Regions from separate parts of the Homo sapiens genome. Here regions 1 and 3 are each linked to region 2. A link is a loop called in an ENCODE intact Hi-C map of the cell type or tissue named here. Cell type or tissue: endothelial cell of umbilical vein. All regions are shown on one strand. Region 1 has its middle 130 kb from the start of LINC01931. Region 2 has its middle 87 kb from the start of LINC01818. Region 3 has its middle 76 kb from the start of RND3.

Region 1 (4,000 bases), 93 kb after region 2:
AACCTGGATCTCATGGATAGTCGTGGATGATCATCTGGTATCTCAGACAAGATCCCTCGTTGATCTTTTCAAGGTAGTTAGATTAGGTATTTTTAGATTCCTTCCAGTGCTAAAATCCTATTATTCTATTAATCTAGAAGCTTTTTATAAAGCTTTTCAACAAAAATAAAAATAAAGCTTTTCAAAAATATGTATTTTTTTTTTTTTTGTTGATACTGCAGGGGAACCAAAATACTTGCATTGGAAAGGGTTAACAAAAAGAGTCACACAAAGATAAAGCATCAATAAATAGAAAACTTGCCAGCATAAAGCTAGAGAAATGGCCTTGGTATCTAAGGGACAATCACTTCTTTAAACATAAGCTCCAAGGTCCTGCCAGAAATTCAGTATCCGCATTTTTGTGGTCTCCTTTCTCATAGATTATTATCTTTGGATGCTCTTCTGGTGGGTGGTCCCTTGTGCATAATGGAGACTGTTGATTCTGCAATAGGGCTTGACTTAAAATAATTATGAGTTTGGAATTTTCTAGTACTTAAGGCAGATTTCCTTTTCTAAGAACCTCCCTGTTTTACTTAACCTCCAAAAGGAAGTTTGGAGTACTGCTGGTAAATCAACTTGCTTTTTACTGGGAAATTCCTAGTTTGCCATTTAAAGTTGGCCATTTGCTTTAAAGCAAATTATCAAAGCAGTGGGGCACTTACCTGTATCTTGTTCTCTTAGTTTCAAACGACAGACAAGTTATGGATCTTCTCTGAGGATGCTGGTTCATCTTGGTTGTGATTAACATGAGATGGATTTTATATACTGACCTAAGTGAACTATGCTCCAGTCTTTTAAAAGTTAAGGTTGGCCAAGTTTGGCTGCCGAACAAAGTCACAGTGACCTTCTTTTTAATCTTACATGTACCCTTAAGGTATTAGATAACTGATTAGATATTAGGTATAATATTAGATAACTTAAGGTATTAGATAACTGATTAGATATTAGATATGAATTAGATATTAGATATGAATTAGATAACTGATTAGGTATTAGATATAAATGAGAGGTATTAGATACGAATGAGAGATACTAGATATGATACTAGATATGAATTAGATATTAGATATGAATTAGATAACTGATTAGGTATTAGATATGAATGAGAGGTGGTTGCCCCACTCTAAAACAGAGGTTTGCAAACTACAACCTATGGCTCAAATTGAGTCTGTGGCTTGTTTTTGATAATAAAGTTTTGTTTGAACACAGCCACTCATTTGTTTACATATTATCTGTGGCTAATTTCATACATTGGCACAGTTGAGTAGCTAGTTGCAAAGGACAGAGACTATGTGTCTTGTAAAGCGTCTAACATATTTACTATGTGTCCCTTTACAGAAGAAGTTTGAAGACCCCTATTCTAAAATAATCCCATATGGAGACTGCCGAAAAACCAAAGGCTGAAGTTTTAAGAACTCTGACTTCTGAACAACATTTGATTGTGTTTGCTGTATTTAGAATAGTGTTGTCAAAGTTGAGTTTCCTAGAATGCTTGCTAGTTCTGCAGAATGTCACTAGATCTAACAGAAGAAAAGGGGAATTACAGTCAAATTTGGCAAATTCTGGAATAAGCCAAGTGAAACAGATTTAGTCTTTGTAGCCCTTTTCAGGTCACCAATATATATGACAACTCTACAAAAGAGGATTAGATACAGAATTTCATAAGTCACTTAGTCTTAGAAAACTTTCCTTTTTATGAGACCTTATAGAGTTAATGTTTAAGGAACATACTGTGGGAAAGATGATTTGTTTAGAGCACCAAAATCTGATCATACATTAGATTACCAAATGTGTGTGTCTTCAAGAATGCTTAACTTCAACAATAAGCTGGTTAACAGGAGAAAGGTGATTATCACAGATTTATTTTTACATAAAATTTGAAACTTTCAGTAGCAGTTAGCTCCTCACTGAGAGTGCATTAGGGACAATGTTATAGTGACGTCGCTATGAAGACAGAGCAGACTCGAACTCCATACACGAGACTTCACCTCAATGCAGAGAAATTCTCAGGCCCTTTCTTCACCCCTTACATTTTAAAAAAGCAGAAAGTTAGTGTTCAAATCACAGCCCCCAGTGAATGTTGCTTACTTCTGACCTGAGCACTTAGTATATGAAGGTTATGTGGGTGTCCAAAGGTCTAGGAAAGCCTTATGTGTCCTCTGGGGAAAGTTGCAACGAACAATAGAAAAGTTCCTGAATATCGGGAAATGTTTTCCCAAGATCAAGAGATTTATTGGTATGTGGGAAAGATTCCAAAGCAGCTCTGTTGGCTGAAACATTTCAATTTTGACTGCTAGCTGCCAGTGCCAGTTTTGTTAAAGGGCAATTTCAGTGCATTGGCACACAATGACCTAGGCTGCCTGAGTAACTTAGAACCAGTTAAATTGTGATGATGTTTCCAAAGGCAGAGTTTATTTTGCCAGCACACATATTTTTGAAATTCCTATTGACATTGTCACCTATTTGCCTAACTAAGAAGGTTATTGATAATGAGCCAGGTATGTGTTTGCTCAACCCAAGCAGGACTTAGAAACCAAAACAATTATTCCCCAGTTCAAAGAATCAAAGATTTGTCAGCTCTAGTGAATGACTTCCACCTTAAAGAATACTAGGAATGTGCCTGCTTGCCTATAGAATGACTGCTTTTACACTGGCTGATGTTTTTGCAGCCATATAGAACAGTAACCTTTGCTTAGTATGGGGGAAGGAGCTGAAAGGGATCAGGGTATGCCACCCCAAAATATGTCACTTTGGCATAAGAATTATTTTTGTGATATTTGTTGATTAGTGAATTTATTTAGTAAATATTTACTGAGGGCAGATGTCAGACCAACCATATGTCAGACAATGTGCTTGGTGCTAAGGATAAAACATTCAAAATAACAAACAAACATCCCTGTCCTCAAAGAGGCTTTAATTATGTTGGGAGAAATAGATGTTTTAAAATAAACATATTGTATATAATGAGCCAGGAATGAGGGACTGGGAATGCCAGAGGGATACAATGTCAAATAATGCCCTGGGAGAAGCTACCATTTGAGCAAAGATCTGCAGGAGGCAAGAAAAAGAGCACTGAGACTGTCTAGGGGAAGAATGATTCAGGCAATGGGACCAGCAAGGACAAAGGGCCTGAAGTGAGAGCATGATCAACATATTTGATCCTGAATGAGGAGGCTGGCATTAGTGGAGATGAGCAGGTAGACAAGTGGAGGTAAAGAGATGAGTGAGGTAATCAGTTTCCCTTCAATGCTGCTGTCCGTCTGTCCTCATGGCTCCATTTTCTTTGGCCACCTCTCTTGTCAGTACAGGTGAGCAACCTTCCACTCTTCTAAGTTACCTCGCCTATATGCTGGCAGTAGAGTTCATGTTTCACCTTCTCACGTGTATCTATGCTTTCTTTTCTAACCATGTTGAATTTTTAAAATAAATTGAATGATCATAGTAACAAGACAAAAATATAGTAAAATACTCAAGAGAGGACACATTGGAGCAAATAGACCTGGGTGCAGTTTCTGGATTCACGACTTCCTAGATAGGTCATCCGGGATGAATTATCCAAGTTTGCTGAGCTCATTTCCTCATTGAATGTCTAAATCAGGCAACATACATAGTGCTTATCACAGGCGTTGGCACATGGAAAGTGCTCAATAAATTTAGATTTCCTTAAAGAGTCAGGCAGACTAAAGTTCCAGAATCATCTCCCAACCCACACCACAACCACAACTTTACCAACATCACTCCAATTGCTGATAATGCATACTGGTTCTACTTTGTGGTACTCTGCATAGGATGTGTGTTTATAAAGAGACAATTTGCATTGCTCATGGTAGCACAGAAGTGCCTTGACTAATGGAAACCCTTCATTATTCCAAAAGCAACTTATAGCCATATTTCTCTGATTTTATCATTCCTTCCCTACTCAGAACTCAATCAAAATCTTTGAAATCTTTGAAATTTATGA
Region 2 (4,000 bases):
CATGATGTTTCTCTCTTTTTTTCTCTCCAGAAACCAAATCATGGACTCAATTAATAGTTTTATCTTTTGCTTCCTGTTTTCTAATTTACTTATTTCTACTATTTTATTTTTCTTTCTTCCTTTTTTCTTACATTTATTTAGTTGTCCTTTTCTCAACTTTAAAAATTTTATACTTTATTCACTTTTTTATGGAAAAAGTGGAAAAAGAGTTTTATTTTTGTAGAAAAAGAGGATTGTAAAAATACAGCATGAAGTAGATTTTCTACAGTGTCCTTTGAGGCTTTTAAGTAAGGATTCAGAATATTTTATTTATTCTTATTTGATGAACTGCTCTCATTTCAACCACATAACAAAATCAGACAGCATGTGTTGATTAGGGTTTTAAGCATTATTCAAATTGACTAAGAAAATTACACTTTCTTCAACATTTATTGATATTTCGAAAAAGAATATATAGTTATGTGATCTCACAAGTCTCCTAACCAAATATACCTTTCTTTCCATCATTGCAGGTCACTTGACCCTTACCTCTGGCTGTGGGGTAGTAAGTGTACTTGGCTGGGGATGTTAAGAAACTTTAATTCAATTCTTAGGGCATGCAGTAGGAAGTCCTCCTTGCCCTGCTGCCACCTTACAACCCCACTCTAACGTGACATCTCTTGCCATGCTACATTCTTACCTTGTTCCTCAGACCTGCAAGCAGATCGTTTTTAATGCCTGGACTCTAGTACTTCTCTTTTTTTTTTTTTTTTTTTTTTTTTTTTTGAGACGGAGTCTTGCTCTGTCACTCAGGCTGGAGTGCAGTGGCGCGATCTTGGCTCACTGCAAACTCTGCCTCCCAGGTTCAAGCGATTCTCCTGCCTCAGCCTCCTTAGTAGCTGGATTACAGGCACACGCCACCACGCCCAGCTAATTTTTGGGTTTTTAGTAGAGACGGAGTTTCACCATGTTGGCCAGGATGGTCTCAATTTCCTGACCTCGTGATTCTCCCACTTCGGCCTCTCAAAGTGCTCAGATTACAGGCGTGAGCCACCGTGCCCGGCCACTTCTCTTGATCCCATGTCTACTATCACTCTCCACTGAAGGTCAGTCTGCCTTGGTCTCCATGGCCTTCTCCAAACTGCCCAGCAGATAAGAGACTTCTGCTTTTAACACCATCCTGAAAGGCTGGGTCTTGTTATTCATTGACAGATTTTCGTATGTTCATTTATGCACATTTACTCATTCACCAGGCATGTATAAAGTACCAATTTCGAGTCAAATAGTGTGCTAGAAAGCAGAGATATAAAAAAAAAATACAGCAGAATATGGGTCCTTCCTTTTAGTGGCATAAAATGTAGTGGAAGGTGACCCACGGACATGGACCTGAAATGACTAAATCTAGATTCTTGGGTCCTGAGTTCTGATATGGCATCCTGAAACTTCTTGATGGTTTTGCTAATTGCTTACCTTCATGGTCACGTGTAGGATATTTCTATGATCTCCTAATTTTACTTTCCCTTTGTTTAACTTGATCTGTCCCCCCGTTTTTGTTGTTGTTTTTTCAATGCCTGCCTCTTTCCTGTCAGGTCTTAGTTTCTCATACATTGCTCCTTCTGCTGCAGTTCTCCCTATACCTGATTATACCACAGGCCATATCTTTAACATATTAATTTTATATGTGCTTTGTTCATGCAGAAAAACCAGTTCAGGAGCAAAGATAGCATATGCATATCTATTATTCACTAAATATATATCAAAGCTGCCCTGAAGTTTTTTTTTTTTTTTGCTTTATTTTATTTGAAGTATCAAACTTGAATTTATAATCATCTTTTTTTTCTGAAAAAAAAAAAGATCAAGAAAGACTTCCAGGAATCAAAAGAGTTATATCCTAAGATATCTGGAAATTTTCCAAATTTGAAATACTGTTAGTAAAGTTAATTTTCCCTAAGAAAAGATAAAGAAACAACAATTAGAGAACAAAACTGTGGCACCAAGATGTGAACAAAGGGCACTCAAATATGTATTGCAACAAAAATGACAAGTGATCACCCACTGTGTTCCCATGGGTAATTAGCAAGTAGAAGAAACTGTGACAGTTAAATCCAAGGATACCCAGGGTCTCCTGCACATTAGAATCTCATTGTAATGTGACAAAGTAAGGCCCAGGATGATTTCTAAAGTGGGCCATTGGTTTAGGTTTACGAGGGAATTTACTGTTGTGAATGAACATCAGAAGGAATTTATCCTGCTCTTTCCTCTATAACATGGTTCCTAGCATGCATCCCAGGGGTGGCATTTGAGCAAGACTCTAGTGTATTATTACAAAGTGGAGAGGAAGTAACACACTAACTGGACTCGCTTTTTAAAGCTTCTCAGAGTAAAACCTTGACACAATGCCAGACATCCAGATGAAAACTGAAGAAAAACAAAAACAATCCTCCAGATGTTTTCCCTAAGTAAATGAATAGTGATTACTGTTCTTATTCTTTCTTTTGGGGAATAACTCATGCAGGGTAAGAGGAAAAGGACCAGATGAAATGTCAGTGTCAACAAAGGCCAAGTTGTCCCCTTAACAGGAAGACAATATGGGTGATACTGGGTGACCCGGACAGTGTAAAATAATGAATCACCAAAACCTCACCTTAAAGTATGGTAAATTGCATTTTTAGCCCAAATGTCTTACCTCACTCTACATCCGTACCTTTAACCATTTAACTCATATAACCTTGTATTTCCTCCTACTATAGATAGAGTATACTTCCCTGACTCTTGACTCAGAGCACACCATGTGACTTGCTTTGGCCAAGCAAGGAGACATTAGCAGACATTATTCATGCAGAGGCTTGAAATGTGCTTAGGTAATTGGATTTACCCACTTACACTTTGCCCTGGCCATGAGAGGAACTATCGAGGTAGCTGACTGGTCCAGGGAAGAAGAAAAACTCATGGAACAAACCTCACCCTAACTTGAAGCTTAGAGCCTAAACCAGTCCAGAGCAGTTCGTTTCCAGTCAACTTGCAGATGTGTGAGAGAGAATAAATAATTGTGTTTTAAGCCACTGAGTTTTGGATTGGTTTGTTAAACAGAATTATTATGGAAATAGTTGACCTCTACTGTAAAGCCAAATCAGACTGGAGTTGAGTAGATGTCTGAAAGAATCAACATGAAGAATCAAGTCTCCACAAAGATATAGATCTAAACTTATCTGTCTCTCCAGCTTCACTGCCTAATAAGCTCTATTTAGCTTTTTGAGTCTGTCATAATATCCTACCTCCAGTTTTTGGATATGTCAAGCCCTTCCATACATCAAGGTCAACAAAGCATAAACAAAAAGCATATGCTTAAAAAAAAAAGTATCTCTGAACAACTTACTTCCCATTCCCATCCATTGCTTGAATGTCTTAACATAGCCATTACCTTCTCAGCTAATGGGATACCTTGGTCCTTAAGGTGTGCCTCCAGTGGCACTAAGTGGGAGCTCAAAAATCTATGGGGCAGCAGATCAATAAAAAATATTCTATCGATGACAACACAATTTATGCAATTTCCTGTAAGTTTGAACAGGTTCTAAATGAACATATATGCAACAGCAAGTTTCTTGGTAAAAATACTCAGAAATACAATAAAAACATTTTTTCTAGTAGCATTTTTTATTGAAACAAATATTTGTACATGTTAATGGGATACATATGGATACATACATGATATTTTGTTCCACACAGAGACTGTATAAAGATTAAGTCAGAGTGTTTGGGATGTCCATCACCTTGAGTATTTACCATTTCTTTGTTCTGGGGTCATTTCAGTCCTTTCTTCTAGCTATTTTGAAATATGCAATATATTGTTAACTATAGTCAACCAGCTCTGCTTTTGAACATTAGAATTTATTCCTTCTAACTCTATGTTTGTACCTATTAACCAACCTCTTTTTTATTCCTCCCTGCCTTCCTCTGCCCTTGCCCACACATACCCTTCCAGCCTCTGGTATCTATCATTCTATTCTCTACCTCCATGAAA
Region 3 (4,000 bases), 330 kb before region 2:
GGGAGGGTAGATGAGGGGCCAGTGGCTCTACAGCTCTTACTTCTTAAATGTCACCTCTGCTGCCATGCTCGGCAGATTCCATTAACTTATTTCTCAGTGGTGGCCCTAGCCTCCAATCCTTCAATCCATACTGCAGGGGGCTCACAGATTGACAAAAGGTGAATACTGACAAGCATGCAGTGGTTACTTATTGACTCACTGTTGTTTATTTTCTGCTTTTTCAAGAGGGCCCATCGGAGAAGCTTGGAAGGAGAGGCAGCTGCCACCCTACTGGTAGTGCTCTATCCCTCCATCGTTCTGTTGGTTAGCTCTTCCCTCTGTTCCTACACGGCGCTCTGCCCCAGCTACTGCTGCTAGCCTACATTTCTAGACTACCCAGGATTCATCTACTGCAACTTTAAGTGAAACAACATAGAACTAAACCAATGTTGTTTTTTTTTTTTCTCATCAACATTATAATGAAACAATGTTGAAAGAAATGATATGATTCTAGGGCCTGCAGTACATTTTGCTTAAAGTCGCAGTTTCTAAGAACATATTGGAGAAGTTAAGTGAGAATTTCTGCGCTTGTACATTCTTCTTCTCATGTGTCCACACAGAGAAAGGAGGTAGGATGAGGATTCTTAACTGCCACTTTATAGAAAGGAACCCTGGGCTCAAAAAAGTCAACTGGCATAAGATCATACCATGAGTTAGTGGCAGAAGCAAAACTAAAACCTAGGTTTTTCAAGTCCAGTAGGGTTATAGAGGCTTAAGTCTGAGAAGGAGGACCCTAACGCTTACAACTTTTGAGCAATGTCATTTAACTTAGGCCCAGCTTGCTCCTCCTTGGTCTGATAATGTTGCTAAGAGAAGGCTTCTGGAGTAGTTGAAAGGACATGGCCTCAGAGTCAGGGAGGTGTTGATTGGAGTCCTGCCTCTAACCCAGACTATCTATATGACTTTGAGCCCATTTTTTAACCTCTGAACTTGGGGTTTTTTGTTTGTTTGTTTGTTTTTGTTTTTGGCACAGCAGAGAATTACAGCAGTAACACATCTGTTTTCCGGCAAGCTATGAAGATTAGGACTAATATGTAAAGAGAGTGGCACATGTTAGGAATTTGATATATGCTAGAATTTTTTTTTTTTCTTTTTTTTGAGATGGAGTCTTGCTCTGTCTCCCAGACTGGAGTTCAGCGGCTCAATCTCGGCTCACTGTAACCGCTGCCTCCCAAGTTCAAGCGATTCTCCTGCCTCAGCCTCCTGCGTAGCTGGGATTACAGGTACCTGCCATCATGCCCAGCTAATTTTTGTAGAGATGTGGTTTCACCATGTTTGCCAGGCTGGTCTTGAACTCCTGACCTCAGGTGATCCGCCTGCCTTGGCCTCCCAAAGTGCTGGGATTACAGGCGTGAGCCACCACGCCCGATCATATGCTAGACTTTTACCTCAATTCAGCTGACATCTGTTTATTTCCTGCCATGTTCAAGGACCTGTGTTGGGTGTGGTACAGCCTCAGGGCTGGCAAGCCTTGGGTGTGGCACACCACCTGTGATAATCAGCCTCTTCATCCTTTCTGGTCCTCTATCTCTCCACTTGATCTGAACATATCAATGGGTGTCTGGGCATAAGCTTCCTCAGATGAGAGTTGGGTCAGGCCAGTGCACTCACATCTTTTTCACATTTTTCTGCAATGGGCACAGTTTCCAGAGTGAATATCTGGACACATTCTATAAAGTAGTCTCTCAAAAAAACCACACAAATACTTGCAGCATTGCTCTGGATTTCTCATTGAAATGGATGAATCCGTGATGCATGAAAAGGCTGTCAGGCAGGCTGAGGAAGGCTGAATGCTGGTATAAAGCTGGGCATCTGTTACTCCACACCCCAATGTGCAGTCTGTTCTCCTGGGTGAAGCAAGGCTTGACTAGACAAGCAGTACCATTGTAAAGTCCTGACAATAGACAAGCAAGAAGACTTGGCTGTGATGAAGAAATCTTCACCCCCTTTGAGTTTTAAAGGAAGGGAAGCTGGGGTCCAAGGCCTGCCTTATTAGAGAGAGACAAATCACCCAAACCAATCTTTATTATGAATGCCGAGCTATTGAATTTCCTCTGCTCTGTAAAGCCTATTGATTTTGTGACAGTCAAAGATAAGTTATGCCCATGAAAGTTGTTTTTTTCTTCCTTTTCCTTCACAACATATTTTTTCAGACATATTGGCATTGGGGATTTAAGTATAACTGTTATTGGTTTCTTTCTATTTAAATGTAGGTCAGTGCTCAAGCGAAACTAAGAACCATTTTTACTGTGACTTCCAATGCAAAATAAATGAGGCAAGAATCTCCAGACCTGGGGTCACTCTGTTATGTTATTTCAATCTCCAGCAGGAATGCTCCAGGCATCTCAGGCATTTCAGGAATTCTGACATTAGCAATGATCCACTTATTCACTCTTTGTCCTCTCTCTACCACACCACTCTCCGCTTATTGACCTGTATTCCCTTCCCACCAAGCCATACCATAAGATCAGTCAACCAAGGTGTCGAAAGGCAACACTTGAAAGAAGCACTTGCTGCCATCTAAAATGTCTGCAGTGTGAGTATGCATGAGTATATTCTGTATCAATAAAACATTTCTTACACTCTAGATGTGTCTTTTTAAATGAGCAAATTTCATTTCCACACTTCACAAAGATAGTGGCTCCTCTCTTGATAATTTATTCAGAATTCTATAATATTATAAAAATACTTTGGCAACGCATACACAAGCATGTAAAAGCAAAGCATCATGGCTCACACTACTGACTTTTAAAGAAAATTGTCACAAATATATTCCAGATGGCAATAGCATTTATGATGGCTCAGGTACCATTTTAAATCACAAAGCTTATAAGTTACTTTAAAAATATTTCTGAATGTGCAAGTGTCAAATAAACACAAACGAAAGTCCTCTTATATATGCAGTGGACTTTAAGCCCTGATTAATACTCACCAATGTATTCACTCATGCATTCATTCATTGAGCACATGGATATTGAATACCAACTATGTTCCAGGCATAAAATAAGAACATTGTGGATTAATCTCTCTTTTCAAAATTATAATGAGCTTGATTTTACAATTTACTGGCTAGAAAACCTGCATTCAGATTAACCAGAGAAACATGGAGGCAAGAACTGTCGTCACATTCTCTTTTCCCCCATTCTCCTACTTCCCTTAGAGGGAAGACCTTCTGTTTCAGTGGAGTAGACGGCTAGGGAAGATACTTTGGTAGAGCTCATGAAAGCAGTGCTCTCTGTGACTATTCCTCCCCATCAATATGCATAGAATGGGTTTTCCCAAGTCAACTTACCAAAAACTTTTTATTTTTTTTTTCAAATAAGAAGCATATCGGCCGGGTGTGGTGGCTGACACCTATATCCTAGCACTTTGGGAGGCTAAAGTGGTCAGCTCATTTGAGGTCAGGAGTTTGAGACCATCCTAGCCAACATGGTGAAACCCCATCTCTACTAAAATACAAAAATTAACTGGGCATGGTGGCAGGCGCCTGTCATCTCAGCTACTGGTGAGGCTGAGGCAGGAGAATCACTTGAACCCAGGAGGCAGAGGTTGCAGTGAGCCGAAATCATGCCACTGCACTCCAGCCTGGATGGCAGAGCGAGACTCTCTCTCAAATAAATAAATAAATACAGAAAAATAAGAAGCGTCTCATGAGGAAAAAAGGTAAAGTGTCATTCCAGCTGGCAGCCACACATCTATTTCCAAGAAAGTATAAAATCCACTTGACATTTGACCATGAATGAGAAAGAAGGGCTTTTGCCCCCTTCACAAGAATTAAATCCTTTTTTATGCTTACAGATTAATTGAAGTACACACACTTGGTAGTAGAGGTGTCAGAAAGTTCTGCATACTCAAATTTACTTATTTTAGACATTAGACCCCAGGGTCAAATGGTCATAAGAAACATTATCTGAGGCTAGACGTTATTTTCAGGAATCCTCTTTCAAAATGTATACCTTCT

Evidence for each region. Hi-C counts contacts between places; a loop is a spot of excess contacts. Peaks named below come from ENCODE experiments on the same cell type or tissue, not always from the same donor. Only the 100,000 strongest peaks of a DNase experiment are listed, where the experiment ranks them.
Region 1: a loop joins it to region 2, with 2.1 times the contacts of the local background. A loop is called at or near these places in 2 of 110 quality-filtered maps.
Region 3: it touches region 2 in a loop (3-fold over the local background); 2 of 110 quality-filtered maps call a loop at or near these places.

Annotation. Positions count from the first base shown.
Region 1 is chr2:149,988,175-149,992,174 of GRCh38, reverse strand. No RefSeq gene overlaps it. Among named protein-coding and RNA genes, the nearest start is that of LINC01931, 130 kb to the right of the region's middle. In endothelial cell of umbilical vein, no CTCF peak of the experiment used is centred here; a DNase peak (open chromatin) is centred at 2,334; H3K27ac peaks cover 1,597 bases.
Region 2 is chr2:150,080,730-150,084,729 of GRCh38, reverse strand. No RefSeq gene overlaps it. Among named protein-coding and RNA genes, the nearest start is that of LINC01818, 87 kb to the left of the region's middle. RefSeq lists a silencer at 1,089-1,289. In endothelial cell of umbilical vein, no CTCF peak of the experiment used is centred here; a DNase peak (open chromatin) is centred at 2,409; H3K27ac peaks cover 1,248 bases.
Region 3 is chr2:150,409,460-150,413,459 of GRCh38, reverse strand. No RefSeq gene overlaps it. Among named protein-coding and RNA genes, the nearest start is that of RND3, 76 kb to the left of the region's middle. RefSeq lists an enhancer at 1,813-2,702. In endothelial cell of umbilical vein, no CTCF peak of the experiment used is centred here; a DNase peak (open chromatin) is centred at 2,389; H3K27ac peaks cover 2,545 bases.